Regions from separate parts of the Homo sapiens genome. Here region 1 is linked to region 2. Evidence: chromatin contacts called from ENCODE Hi-C data. All regions are on one chromosome and are shown on one strand. The core of a region is the stretch at or near the end of the contact, and the rest is flanking DNA. Distances in the headings are between cores, read along the strand shown. Region 1 holds the start of CDC20B (cell division cycle 20B). Region 2 holds the start of MAP3K1 (mitogen-activated protein kinase kinase kinase 1).

Region 1 (6,705 bases), core at 878-3,377, 1.6 Mb before region 2:
ATGCCTGTAATGCCAGCACTTTGGGAGGCCAAGGTTGGCTGATCCCCTAAGGTCACAAGTTCAAGACCAGCCTGGCCAACATGGTGAAACCCCGTCTCTATTAAAAATACAAAAATTAGCCCAGCGTGGTGGTGCTGCCTGTAATCCCAGCTACTCAGGAGGCTGAGACATGAGAATCACTTGAACCCGGGAGCTGGAGTTTGCAGTGAGCCGAGATTGCACCACTGCACTCCAACCTGGGCAACAAAGTGAGACTCTGTCTCAAAAAAATAAATAAAAAGTTACTTAACTATAGCTTTTCAAATCACTTCTGTTTACTGATCCAAAGACTACTTGTCTGTATTAGACAGTAAAATATCTAGGAGTCGTGATAATACATAAGCTGTGCACGACACAAAACTGCAGCAGTGTTTGGGGGAAAAAATCAACATTAAAGTATTTAAGAAATGTAAGGGCTTAAATGCAATTAGTTTTCTCCTACTAGAAATGACATTAGTAATCGAGTTCTGAAAATGCAATTATGTATTCAATATAGGATGTTACCACTTGAATACTGAATTTTTTTTTTTAAGAGGCAGGGTCTGGCTCTGTCCTCCAGGCTGGAGTGCAGTTGTGCAATCATAGCTCACTGCAGCCTTGAACGCCTGGGCTCAAGCAATCCTCCTGCCTCAGGCTCCCAAGTAGCTGGGACTACAGGCACATGTCATCATGCCCAGCTAATTTTTGCAGTTTTTTTATAAAGACAAGGTCTCCCTGTGTTGTCCAGGCTGGTCTTGAAGTCTTGGCCTCAAGTGATCCTCCTGCCTCAGCATCCCAAAGTGCCGGGATTACAGGCATGAGCCACAGTGCCTAGTTGCAAAATTTATATAAGATCTAGAAAAATCTATTAAAATGGTGGTGGATTTGGAACTAGAATCTCTGCGTACAGGTCAAAGGAAGATGAACTATTGAGCCTAGAGAGAAGCATGGTAAATGGTGACAGAGATTTAAAGCAGATGAAGGCTCTTTATGAAACACGTTTATAAAACCATTTAAATTTGTTTCCTTTTACACTGATTACAGGAGACACTAAAGACCTTTGGGTTTGGTCTTTCAAGGAGAACAGGTACTACATTGGATCAACTTTAAATTGCTCACGTTAAGAACCATGGTTTATGCCACTTCTCCACATTGTCCACAAGATGGCACCATTTCCATTTCTTTGGGGGGCGTGCTTCTGAATGCAACAGAGAGGAGTGCAACTAGCAACTGTTAAAATCATTAACAGCCGCTAGCAATACACTGCCTACCTGACACATCCCAGCTTTATCCTTTGCTGTGGAGGCAGAAACTAGAAAGTACGATTCAGATGCAAACGATTGCATTATTTGTCTGGGATCTTCAGTTTCATAAAGAAATTTTTTTTAGTATGTAATAAGATACTAAAATTCTCATATTTTCAGACCAGCTCAAACTTCCTACAAATACATTATTTACCAAGAATTCGTTTGTTCAAGATCAGAATTAAAACAGAGAACAAGAACAAGCCCTGGACTCACGTTGGCGGAATCTTGACTTCTCTTCTGCTTCAAGTCTTTGGAGAGCACACGCATGATACTTTCCTTTGAAAACACAGATAACATATTGAGGGAGAAACTATTTAGGAAAATCATAATTTCAGGTGTGGAATTTTTCTAGATCTTGTGCTTGTCAGATTACACTTTTTTTTTTTTTTTTTTTTTTTTTTGGCAACTAGGCACCTTCAGAATATAACTAAATTACATCACTCAAATTTACGACCAGGGCTTAGAGTTTCGTACCACCTCTTGGTCCTAAACAGATATTATGAACGGGGCCTTCGGCCCCGCATTAGAGAGTTAGGGAGAATGCAGAAAAGGGTGTTACTCACCCACAGCATCTCCTCTTCCGTGCGGACCCTCCGAGGCGCGGTGCGCTCCAGTTTCCACTCCATCTCCGGCTGACTTCGCCCTGCCTGGCGTTTGGCCTCTCTGCTCGACTGCCTCTGGTTTTCTTCCCAGGTCTAAGTCAGTCTTGACGCCTAATCGTCAAACCCCTGGAGTCCCGTCCCCCAGGACCATTCTATTTCACCACCTCCCTCCAGGTCCCCCACTCCTCCCACCGCCGCTGCAAGGTGTTCCCCAGGGTACCATTTAAAAAGCCGGCGGGGCGGCAGTCGGCGCGGGAATCCCCCTCGCCGGCTTCTTATTGGCCGGCGCCGCGGTGTCGTCAGAGCCCGGGTGGGATTCCCCGGCGCGCGCCGCGGCCCCGCCCCTGCCGGCCCTCTCTGGGCCCCGCCCCGCCACCGCCTCCGGCCGAGGCGCGCACCCGGGCGCCAAGCTTTGCCGCGAGCCGTGGCGGGCCTGCGGCTGGGCCTGGCGCCGGGGGCTGCCACCGCGGCAGGAGGCGGAGGGGTTGGCGGGCGAAGAAGCGGGTTCTGGGAGTTCACGATCTTTCCATTTTCAGAAACAAGAATGTTTCCTTATAACGGCCCTGATCCCTGTTCCTCTGCACCCACTTCTCTTTCTCCAACCACACCCTGCCTTTGCAGGATCCGAGCGTGCACAGCTCTCCGGCCTCTGTCCGTTGGTAATCGCTGTGTCAGCTATAGATGTGAGGCGTGTTCGTCAGCTCTTCGTTTTCAGAAGGCAAGAAAACGTGGCAAGATTTCTATGCCGATCAAAAGGGAGAGCGTTGACATATTTATGCAATAAATTATTCCCTGCTCTATACATTGGGAGTAGTCAGGTCCTCTCACTCGGGCTTCTGAGCCCTGTTCCTTAGCAGGGGGTAGGTGAGAGAGGTGAAGAGGTAGTGAAAGAACCAGTGACAGGCAGGACCTCATAAGGCGTGAAGAGGGGGCCAGAAAGCTGAGCACACTGGGGACTCCGTGATAAAGGGGGAGAGGAAGATATTGAGGGTTGAGGAAGAGGTCTGGCGGGAAATGACAGGGAACCAGATGGGCTGTGCAGCCTTAGCTGCCCATCTGAGCTGCCAAGAGAGCCGAGTTGTGCCATATGGCAGGAGGGGACACTGCATCTGGGAAGCCTCTGACAGCCTGGCAGCCTGTTTGTCCCTCCCTTGCTAACCCCCCAACCATTTTTGACATTGGATTGTATTTTGCTCTAAGGCAATGTGAGTTTGTGTGTTTTTCTGGGGAAACAGTTCATAGATAGCAGATACTCAAAAGGGTCAGTGATCCAAAAAAAAAAAAAAAAAAAAACCTAAAACTCACTCCCCTGCTTTCCTTCATACTGAAAGCAAGAAAAAATGGCATTAGAACTAAGACCCAATCTTAGACCAGTTTTCTATGTACAATAATAATGCTGCATAGGGTAACTTAATCTTCAAATGACATATATCAAAATGTTTGATAGTCAAATAACTAGTGGATTAAAAGATCTCTAAGTTTCACCCACAAGAAGTCTATTTTCCTTGCAGTGGAGTACTCATTCCAAATTCCAGTAAATCTTTCAGCAAACATTAAGACTAAATAAAAGTAAACTATTATTGGATGAGAGTCAGATGCATTGTTAATTTAAATGATCAGTTTTGCAAATGCCAACTAAAACTCAAAGTATATTGGAAATAATATGAAGGACATATTATCTTTGTTCTATTTTTAAATATAGTTTACATTTAACCATTTTGTATAAACACAGAATAAAAGCAATTCAACTAATAAGCTCATAAATCCATGTAAATTGGGATTTTTAGAATCCAATTTCTTACAAGTACTAAGAATAGTGAATCATTCATTTAGAATGCAATTATCTGTAAAAATACATTTATAAATTCCATTATAGCCATTAATTCCACAGCATACATATACACAGCCTCCAAATGTCTTTTTTTCCCCTAGTGTGAAGTAGAGAAAGTATTAGTCAAATATCTTTAGGAAGTAATTATGCAGTTGAATATTCAGATTAAAACTTAACTTCAGAATGATGGAAACAGAAACTCGCCACTTGGCAAATATTACAGTAATAACTGTCAAGAATACTAAAATTACCTTGCATATGATGAGAATACTTCCCCCTATAATTAAACACAAAAAATAAAATCACAACTTTTCACTGGCCAAAACTGGCAGAGACCACCTTAACCAAGTGATCAAAGTTAACATCACCATTAGTGAGACATGTTGACATACTGTGCCTCATGAGAAGGACACATCACTTCTGTGATATTTTTGCCCCACAAAATGCATAACCTTAATAGTGAGAAAATACTAGACAAACCCAAATTAAAAGACTTTCCACAAAATTGGCCAGTACTTTTCAAAAGTATCATAGTCATCAATAAAGAAAGAGTAAGAAACTGTCACAGATTAAAAGAAACAAGACATGCCAACCAAATGCATTGCGAGGTCCTGGATTGAATCCTGGACCACAAAAAAGAAGATATTGGTTAGATAACTGTAGAAATTTGAATTGATCCATATCTGCAGATTAGTTAATAGAGTAGTAGTAATGCTGATTTCCTAGTTATGATTATTGTACTATAGCTATATAAAATGTTAAGATTTGTGAACGCTGAGTGAAGGATATAATGGAATTATTTGTACCATTTTTGTAACTTTTTTCTAAGCCTGAAATTATTTCAAAATGAAAAATATTTAACATCATGTGGTCATTCTATTAAAAAGCACTTTGGTAAGACTGTTTGGGGAAAACAGAAACATCCTGTAAACATATTATCTTAATTTTTATCAAATATGGTTTAGGAACAATGTCCAATTCAAATATTTATGCGCCTAAGAGTAGCTTTACTATCTTTCAAATGTTTCCTCTTTGAGAATGGGTTTTGCAGGGAGGATGTGACAATGAGAAAGGCTGTGAGGAAGACTCCTGGACAAAGGCCAATAAGAAGGATTTTGAGGAAAGAAAGGCGACAGGAGCGAGGGGAGGTGGACTAGTGGAGGAAGGGAGAGAAAGAATTTGGAAAAGCTTCCCTTAACTCTCAAAGTCGCCGGTGCTCTGAGAATCTCAGTAGGTCCCTATCAATGGGAAGCAAGAGGATATTCAAGCTTCCCAAATGCGATCTCTTTTTTTTTTCAATTACACTTTCATTCTAAACATCAAGAATGTTAAATATCTCAAAAATATGCCATATACATGGGCTCGCTTCAGCGGCATATGCACTGAATGTGCAATATACCAAGTACACTCCCTTCAATCCGCTCTCCCAACCTCCTCCTTCCCCGACCTTCGTCAGACCCTTTTCAATGTATTTGCACGTGCACACATAGAGTCTGGCCCTGTGGATCTTTCCCCACAAATGAGATCTCATTATACTTATCATTTTTCAACTTGTTTTCTCTAATTCACTGTATTCAACTAATTTCCGAGCAGTGCAAACCGGAGAGCTCCCCATTCCCAGCGCCAACGGCAGGTTTGCGCGCCCCTCCGGCCCGCGGTTACTCCCCGCCCTGCTCCAGGCTGGTGCCTCGCCCTCAGCCCGCTCGCGCCTGGCTACGCCCGCGCCCGCGCCCGCTCCCGCCCCTAGCTTCTGCGCGCCGCCCTGCAGCCCCTGCGCGCGCCTACTGGGCCAAAGGGACGGTTGGGAGTTTGCTCCAACTGTCCCTGGGGCACGCCTTCCCCGCCCAGCAGGGGTTGGGGAACGCGAGCTGGGAGTGTGAGGGAAAGCGCCACGCCAGTGGGGGCTGATACAGCTCCAGCCTGTGCGGGGCAGGCGTTAGACTGCAGAAGGGGAGAGCTTAGGATAACCGCACTCAGGTGGCGCAAGGAAGTCAGCCACGAAGAAAAAGAAAGGGAAGGAAAAACATCGTCCCAGACTGATAAACTCTCTGCTCCCCGGTGTAACGTCGCTCAGTATAGCGAGAGCATGGATGGACGAATGAAGCCCTCTTGATGCAGACTATCCAAAAATTTAATTTACAAAGGGCTCCAAAAATTTAAATTGCAAAGGTTCCAGCAGTGTAAAAGCCTCAGTCAGAAGAGTGGTCAATAAAGTAGCACATCACCTCTGGTTACATGGCTTATTACTTATTTTTTCGATTACAAGTGGTTCGTGTATATGCATATTTTTCTATTACTGCCTGATTTCTAAGTACAGTACAGGGTCTGTCCTTTAAAATTATTTCTCCATTCATACCCAAATTAACAAGGATAGAGGGAAAGGTTTGCCCAGCTTCACTGCATGAAAATCTTAAGATCACTTCCAACCACTTATTTCCTTTAGGGCATTTTTCCTTTCACATCCTCCTTAGGGTCGTTCTTGCATAGGGTAACTGCCCAAATAAGGTAGTTCTCTACCATTTTAAGGCAATGCAAAGAAAATTTTAAAATGAAATTAATTCAAATCTGTATAAAACAATGGATGAAATCAGGCATATGAAAATGATCCCCTCTCAAAGAAAAGCTGGTTCATGAATGCTCTAGACCTGAAAATCTGTTTTCACTAGATATTCTTCCAGAACTTCAAATGCAACATAATCCAAAACAGAATTGAGAATCTTTCCTTATTCCCATTCTGCCCAGACCATCTATCTATTCCTCCCTCTGTGTGCCGTTGCCAGTATCACCATCTTCCTGGTGGAGCAGAGGCAAAGTCAGCTTTCCTTAACTCTTTCCCTTCCCCCATATGCCCAAATCCACCTATCAAATACATTTTCCCCTCTGCTGTGTTGATTACACCTGCCCTCTTCTTAAACAATAACGATAACCTGATAATCTCCATCTATTC
Region 2 (6,514 bases), core at 3,435-5,934:
CAACTTTGTATACCTCTTTATAGCAGCTTTGGCCATAAAACAATGGAAATCAATTGCAAAGTGAAGGTGCAAATGTTGCAAAAGATGCAGAAGTGAACAGAGCCAATGAAAGTGGTCCTGAACTGCTCAGGTCACATGCAAAGCCTTGTGAATGCAGGATTCAGCAGAGTTGGACCAGGAAGTTGGTAAAAGGAAGAAAAAACTGACAAGGACACTAGTCTAAAAAAAGCAATTGAGTATTACAGGAGGATCTTGGGAAAATGTATGAACCCTTCAAATATTGTTTGCAAAAATGATAGCCCTCACTAAGCCACAAAGGTCAAATGGAAAAAGAGTATCTCAGCATGCATCAAAAAACAGCAACTACGATGGCCATTCAAAGAATTCAGAGAATCAGTGCAAGATTGTAAAGTGAGAAGAATTTTGCTTACTCTGAGGCAAATTAAATTTAATAAGTTGTAGTTGTGTTCTTAAATATAAAATCCCAAGTACTTTTCATTATTTATTACAAAAATTAATTTCTGATTTTAAGAACATGCAAATACATGCAAAATGTTTAGAAGGTTTATTAATAAGAGGGAATCATACGTATCTCTTAAGTATTTTACTTTAGCTTAAAACATATAAACAACAGTGTTTTGTTTTGGTTGGTTTGGGGTTTTTTTGGTCAATATTTGGCTGTAAGTCTTTAGTCTTTAAAATGTGGGTTCACCGTTTAGAGTTCCATGTATCTTTCACATCATCTACAATTTTCAGTTTTAGTTTTTTTAAAGTGACTACTGATAGATACCTGCAAAGTAAATTCTTCCCAATCTTTCATAATGGTCATACCCACAACTAATTTGACAGATTTTTTCAGTGCCTCGCCTCAAATACTTCCTATTAACATATGGTAAAGGAAGAACACCCTTTCAATTAAGCATGTCCTCTGATCATTTTTCTCTTAAAAAATCAGTGTGTCCATATGCAAATGCATAATGACAACCTGAATATTCACATAAGTGATTAAAATAAAAATGACTAGAAGCATCAAAAACTATTGGAAAGACTGGCACTTAGGTTTCCCCGTGGTGGTATGCGGTGGCTGGGAAGAAGTTAGAGAATTGTTAACTAGTTGATAAGTGTTGCACTGGGTACTGCCTCACTTTGATCCCCAGTTTCAATCACTTTTCTCTCAAAGCATTTCACTTCATTTTCACTGGAACAACTTTCTTTTCGCACACACATACTCATGTTTTTAAATTTAATAATCAATTGTGTAATATTTAATTAAATTTCACAAGGAACATTGTAATAGGTGGAATCAAGTTTGGGAACAAGCACAATGGATTCTCATGGGACCCATAACTCACCTAGTGGGAACAGAAGTATGCAGGTGCACACCAGCCGCTGGCCTGAGCATTTATTGTGCTGTATCATCCCTCTGCATGTTGTACACCACACAGTAATGGCTGGTATCTGTTACTGGATGAGTCAGCTAAATGGAGGCTGGTTAAGAGACCTTCTACTATAATGTCATTTACAGTGCCCTTGTAGGGAACCAATTATCCCACTGATGACAGGATTTTCTGACTTAGAACATCTGAAAACACCTGGGAAGTATGTTGTCTGGAAAGAACATGCAGAAACCAAATTCTAGCCCCAGCACTCCTGCAAGTATTCCATAATAAATATTTGTAAGCTTGAAAGAACACCAGCTTTTACCCTATTCTCAAGGTTATATTATTCTTTTATGTTTATCTGAGGTATAGATCTCACAAACAGCCATGAATATGTGAATACATTCACATACTGATGGATCTGGAATTCTACCAGTCAGCCTGATAAATACCCACTAATAAAAATATCTGTAGATTGGAATATTTTGTTTATTCATTTTTGTAGAAATGAAAAACAACAAACAATATCCTCAGAGAAGAAAAATTCCTGCATATGCACAGTAGGTGCTTACTAAATATATGATGAATGATGTACAGGCTGAAATATTTCTCCCAATGTATATTATGTCTGCTCATTCTAATATTTGTGATATTTATGTACAGTGAGGAAATGCCCAGTGTCAAAGTGGATCCTCAACGTGAATATGCTGCAGGAACTGAAGTGTGATGTAGGCAGTTTCCAGAAGCACTATGTGGAGGCAGTGATCTGTAATGCACTGGTATTAAGGTTATTGAAATGGTCATGAAATTGCCATGAAATTGCATGCGTGAAATCATTGCAAGGTTTACGTCCCAGTGAGGATGGAAATGAAGAGCTTGGAAACAGGAATTGGAGCTTTCAGTCTAGAAACAACCTTGGAAGAAATACAAGTCTCCTGAATGTTATTAAATAAATCATATTAAGAGAATTCAGAGCCTACAGTACTTGATATTTGACATCCACCTCTCTGCAGTAACATAGCAGGACTGAAGAGCACCAAAACCAGCTAGAGTCTTAATCACGCATTAGACTCAGAAACTTCTATTAACATATGGCAGAGGGAGAACACCCTTTTCAGTTAAGCATGTCCTTTGATTCTCTCTTTAAGAAATCAGTGTGTCCATATGCAGATGCATAATGACAACCTGAATATTTACGTAAACAAAGAAAAAAATGACTCAAAGCAACAAAAACTGTGGGAAAATACCAACACTTAGGTTTCTCCATGGTAATACGTGGTGGATGGAGGAAGTGAGAGAATTGTAGCTAGTTCATAGTGCTGCGCTGGGTAGCCCTCTCCCTTTGATCCCCAGTTTCAACCACTGTACAAACAGTCAAAAATCAGTTTTGCTGGAATCTCCTTTTTACTCTGCTACTCTGGCTAAAGTCTTCCACTTACTTTTCTCACTTACAGGTACCTGAATATGTGCGTGCAAATGTAAAAGTCTTTAGATCAAAATAGGAACAAGGAAAGTTTATCCGTTTCAGTTTAGGATTTGGTGGGTGTGGCAACCCAGGAAGACCTGAGAAATAACCACTGTTTGGTTTGAATGATACATTTGACTGCCATTAAAATAGCATATAATTATAGCCTAAATGTAGACTTAATTTTTAACAGATTTATCTGAACTTTCAAAATTTGTACCGTTGGGTGTAACGATCTAAAACTATCTTATGGGAGATGTTACAGCAGTTTTCAAATCATTGAGCTAATATGAAATCTGGACTTTTTAAAACCCCTCTGATCTAACCTGGTTACGCAGTTAACATTGTATCTGGGAAAGGGGCTTTCATTTTACCTAGTCTCCAGAAGTCAATGGAATTATTCTGTAAATAGTTCAGGCTTTTGTCTAAATATGTGAAGACTGACAAGACTATCTCCGTGAGAATCCGCACCCCCCCACCCCAACCTCCCCCCTCCTTAATCATGTTTCACAAAGTAAATCTATAGACGTTCCTCCTGGGTTTTGGGAGATTCCCCATCCTAAACAAACCAGCTGGAGGAAAGGAAAGGAAGGAAGAAATAAACGCAACACAGAAGTTCTCCTCAGTTGACAAAAGGTCAAAAATCATTAACGTGTAAATGTTGCTTTTTCCATCCCAAAGCACCTTCTCACGTAGAGTCCAGGGACTAGGAGGACTCACAACGCAGCGATGGGCAGCCAGGCCCTGCAGGAGTGGGGACAGAGGGAACCCGGCCGGTGGCCCGACCCTGCAGGGAAGAAGGACGTGCGGCGAGAAGCATCGGATTCGGGGAGGGCCGGGACCTGGCCGAGGGTGACATTACCGAGCACTTCCTGGCACAGCGCTGGTCCCCTCCCCAAACGCGCTATATGTGGTTCTGTACGGGACTGCCTTTCCCAAAGACAGCCAAGGAAAAACTAAAGATCGACGGGGACACCCGCCTCCCTTCCTCGCCCCAACGGTTTCTCAGAGGCTGTGGGGACTTGGTGAGGGTAGGGGGTAGTTGTCCCAAATCAGCAGCTTCAGGATGTAAGGTATTACAGAAAACTTTGAAGTTTTGTTATCTGTAGCACAGGGACAGGGGTGGGACAATAGAGAAGGAATGTTTTCTTTTCAAAAGAAAACACAAACAAAACTTTATTTTTCTGGTCCGCGGCAGCCTGTCTGCTGAACGTTGACTTGCTTTCGCTTTGCAGCAGGCGACGGTCCCGGGCGCCACCTGCGCGTCGGTGGGAGGCTGGTCCACGCCCGGGTCCCCCGACGCCCACTGCAAAGGGCAGTGGGAATGACAGACTGTAAACCCTCTCGCCTGCGTCCCCTTCAAGCACCAGAAACCCAAGTTGGAACTAATTCTTTCTTTCGGAAGGTGCAACTCCCCTCCCGCGAGCTCCGCGGTGCCGGGCCGAGATTGCCGAGAGGAAGCGGCGCAGCGCTGCCGCCAAGGCTCCTCCTGTCGCCGGTGCGGCCGGGACTACCTGGCGGCGCGGCGCGTGCAGCGCGCAGAGTCCCGGGAGCCCACGCCTCCGCCTCCGCCCCCGCCCCCTCCGCCTCCCAGTCCACCTCGCCCGCCCGCCCTCTCGCCCGGCGGAGAGCACAGCCCACTCCCTCCCACCTGCGGCCGCCGGGCCGCCCTCCACCCACACCTCTGCCGCAGGCCGGACCCAGTGCGCCCGCCCGTCGGTCAGTCCAGGCCAGGCGCCCGGCGGGCCGCGCTCACGCAGTTGGCGCAGGAGGCCTTACGCTGGCGGCGCAGTGCCCGCCCCCTGCGCTCTCCCCGCCCCCTCCCTCCCTCGCAGGGGCCGAGCGAATGTAGCCCGCGAGAGAAAATGGCGGCGGCGGCGGGGAATCGCGCCTCGTCGTCGGGATTCCCGGGCGCCAGGGCTACGAGCCCTGAGGCAGGCGGCGGCGGAGGAGCCCTCAAGGCGAGCAGCGCGCCCGCGGCTGCCGCGGGACTGCTGCGGGAGGCGGGCAGCGGGGGCCGCGAGCGGGCGGACTGGCGGCGGCGGCAGCTGCGCAAAGTGCGGAGTGTGGAGCTGGACCAGCTGCCTGAGCAGCCGCTCTTCCTTGCCGCCTCACCGCCGGCCTCCTCGACTTCCCCGTCGCCGGAGCCCGCGGACGCAGCGGGGAGTGGGACCGGCTTCCAGCCTGTGGCGGTGCCGCCGCCCCACGGAGCCGCGAGCCGCGGCGGCGCCCACCTTACCGAGTCGGTGGCGGCGCCGGACAGCGGCGCCTCGAGTCCCGCAGCGGCCGAGCCCGGGGAGAAGCGGGCGCCCGCCGCCGAGCCGTCTCCTGCAGCGGCCCCCGCCGGGTGAGCAGCACGGCCGGGGTCGCGGCGGGGACTTGGAGAGCGGGCAGAGGGCAATGAATGAACCCCGGGCACCATGCACGGCGTCCCGGGGTTCAGCGCAGCGAGGCTACGCGCCGCTCGCCGGGACCTACGCCCCTGAGCACCCCCCGACCCCTTCGGAGTCGGGCGGCGCCCCGGACCCAGCCTGGGGGACCGGACGGGGACGTGCGGAAGAGTTTGTTATTGTTTGCAGACATGTGACAGGCGTGCGAGCCTCTCTGCGGGGAACCGTTGCGAAAAGGTGTAGGGGGCCACGGCTGGCTTTGTGGGACTCCTGGAATCGGGGCTCTCCGAGGAGCCCGGGGGCGGGGCACGGCCCTGCGGCGGCGCCCCCGGACGGGTGTCCCCGGGGCAAAGGCACTGGGGGGCGAGGCCCGAGCCTGAGGCGGGCGGTGGTCGGAAGAGGGGCGGGGTGGGTGAGAAGCCCGAGGTCGGGTGGGAGACTGAGAGGACCGAAGAGAAAGTAGCAGGTCCCAGCGGCCGTGACAGGCAGAGCCCCTCGGCCCGCCCGGGACTCGAGTCCCTAGGCAGATACCGCGGGCTGGGCCCGGACGCAGGCGGCGCGCCCCCAGCGCCGGCCGCAGGGCTCCAGGAGGACGGCTCGGTAACGCCTGTCAAAGCCGTGCGGCGGGAGGCTGCACACTCGCGGAGGCTTGCAGTCTTTTAGGAAGTGCGGTTTGTCTAATTGCAGCCCCCAAGGGGCTTTGAGTGTTCCTGGGAATGCGAACTGCACTGCTAAGTCACTTGAGTGACTTCTGTTTGGAGTTTGAATTTGGCCTTTGAAGTTTGCATTTGGCGGAGTGGTGTAAGAGCCAGGACCGGATGTGTCAGCCATTCAGTTTCAAAGCAGTGGTGACTGCTCCCCGCAGCCCCTCCGGCTTGGCCCGGGGACTGCGGCGCGGGTGCAGTGCTTCCTGCTCGGTGCCCTGGCGCGGGCCGCCCGCTGAATTCCAGGGGCCGCAGTGCGGTGGGCTTCGGCTCAGATGCGTCTTCTGGTGCATATGAAGTACAGTATGTGTAAGGTAATTTAGACCAGCGGTTTATTGGCCTCGCCCATTTTTGGCTACTGGAAATTTTTATGTTAAAGGAAATTCTTTTAAGTGTGACAGCTACATCCTTGTTTGTTTGTTTTTTAAAAACCTGATTAACGTATGCAAAGTACAAAGTCTTGATGGGTATTTTGAGTTGCTGGAAATGTTTTTGTGATAGTCCCTCGTGGCCCTGTAGAATTCCCTGACCTTTATTATGAGAAGAAAGCGTGTCATTTTGTGAGACGAATTTGAC

The links. A loop is a pair of places that touch in the nucleus more often than their neighbours do. Pooled maps may share reads with other maps.
Region 1: a map of ascending aorta shows a loop between it and region 2 (2.8-fold over the local background). The contact joins the promoter of CDC20B here to the promoter of MAP3K1 in region 2. A Hi-C loop is called at or near these places in 1 of 168 maps with a recorded cell type or tissue (ascending aorta), 1 of 37 single-sample maps with no recorded cell type and 14 of 50 pooled maps.

The regions. Positions count from the first base shown.
Region 1 is chr5:55,171,050-55,177,754 of GRCh38, forward strand. It overlaps CDC20B (cell division cycle 20B), which reads right to left and starts at 2,128. Exons shown (of 12, transcript NM_001170402.1): 1 at 1,889-2,128; 2 at 1,539-1,601. The coding sequence starts at 1,951. It overlaps MIR449C (microRNA 449c), which reads right to left and starts at 1,304; the gene lies at 1,213-1,304. RefSeq lists silencers at 1,852-2,146, 2,234-2,563.
Region 2 is chr5:56,810,865-56,817,378 of GRCh38, forward strand. MAP3K1 (mitogen-activated protein kinase kinase kinase 1) reads left to right here and starts at 4,685. Exons shown (of 20, transcript NM_005921.2): 1 at 4,685-5,191. The coding sequence starts at 4,710. RefSeq lists enhancers at 3,913-4,042, 5,494-6,317 and silencers at 4,403-5,172, 5,243-5,362, 5,543-5,782.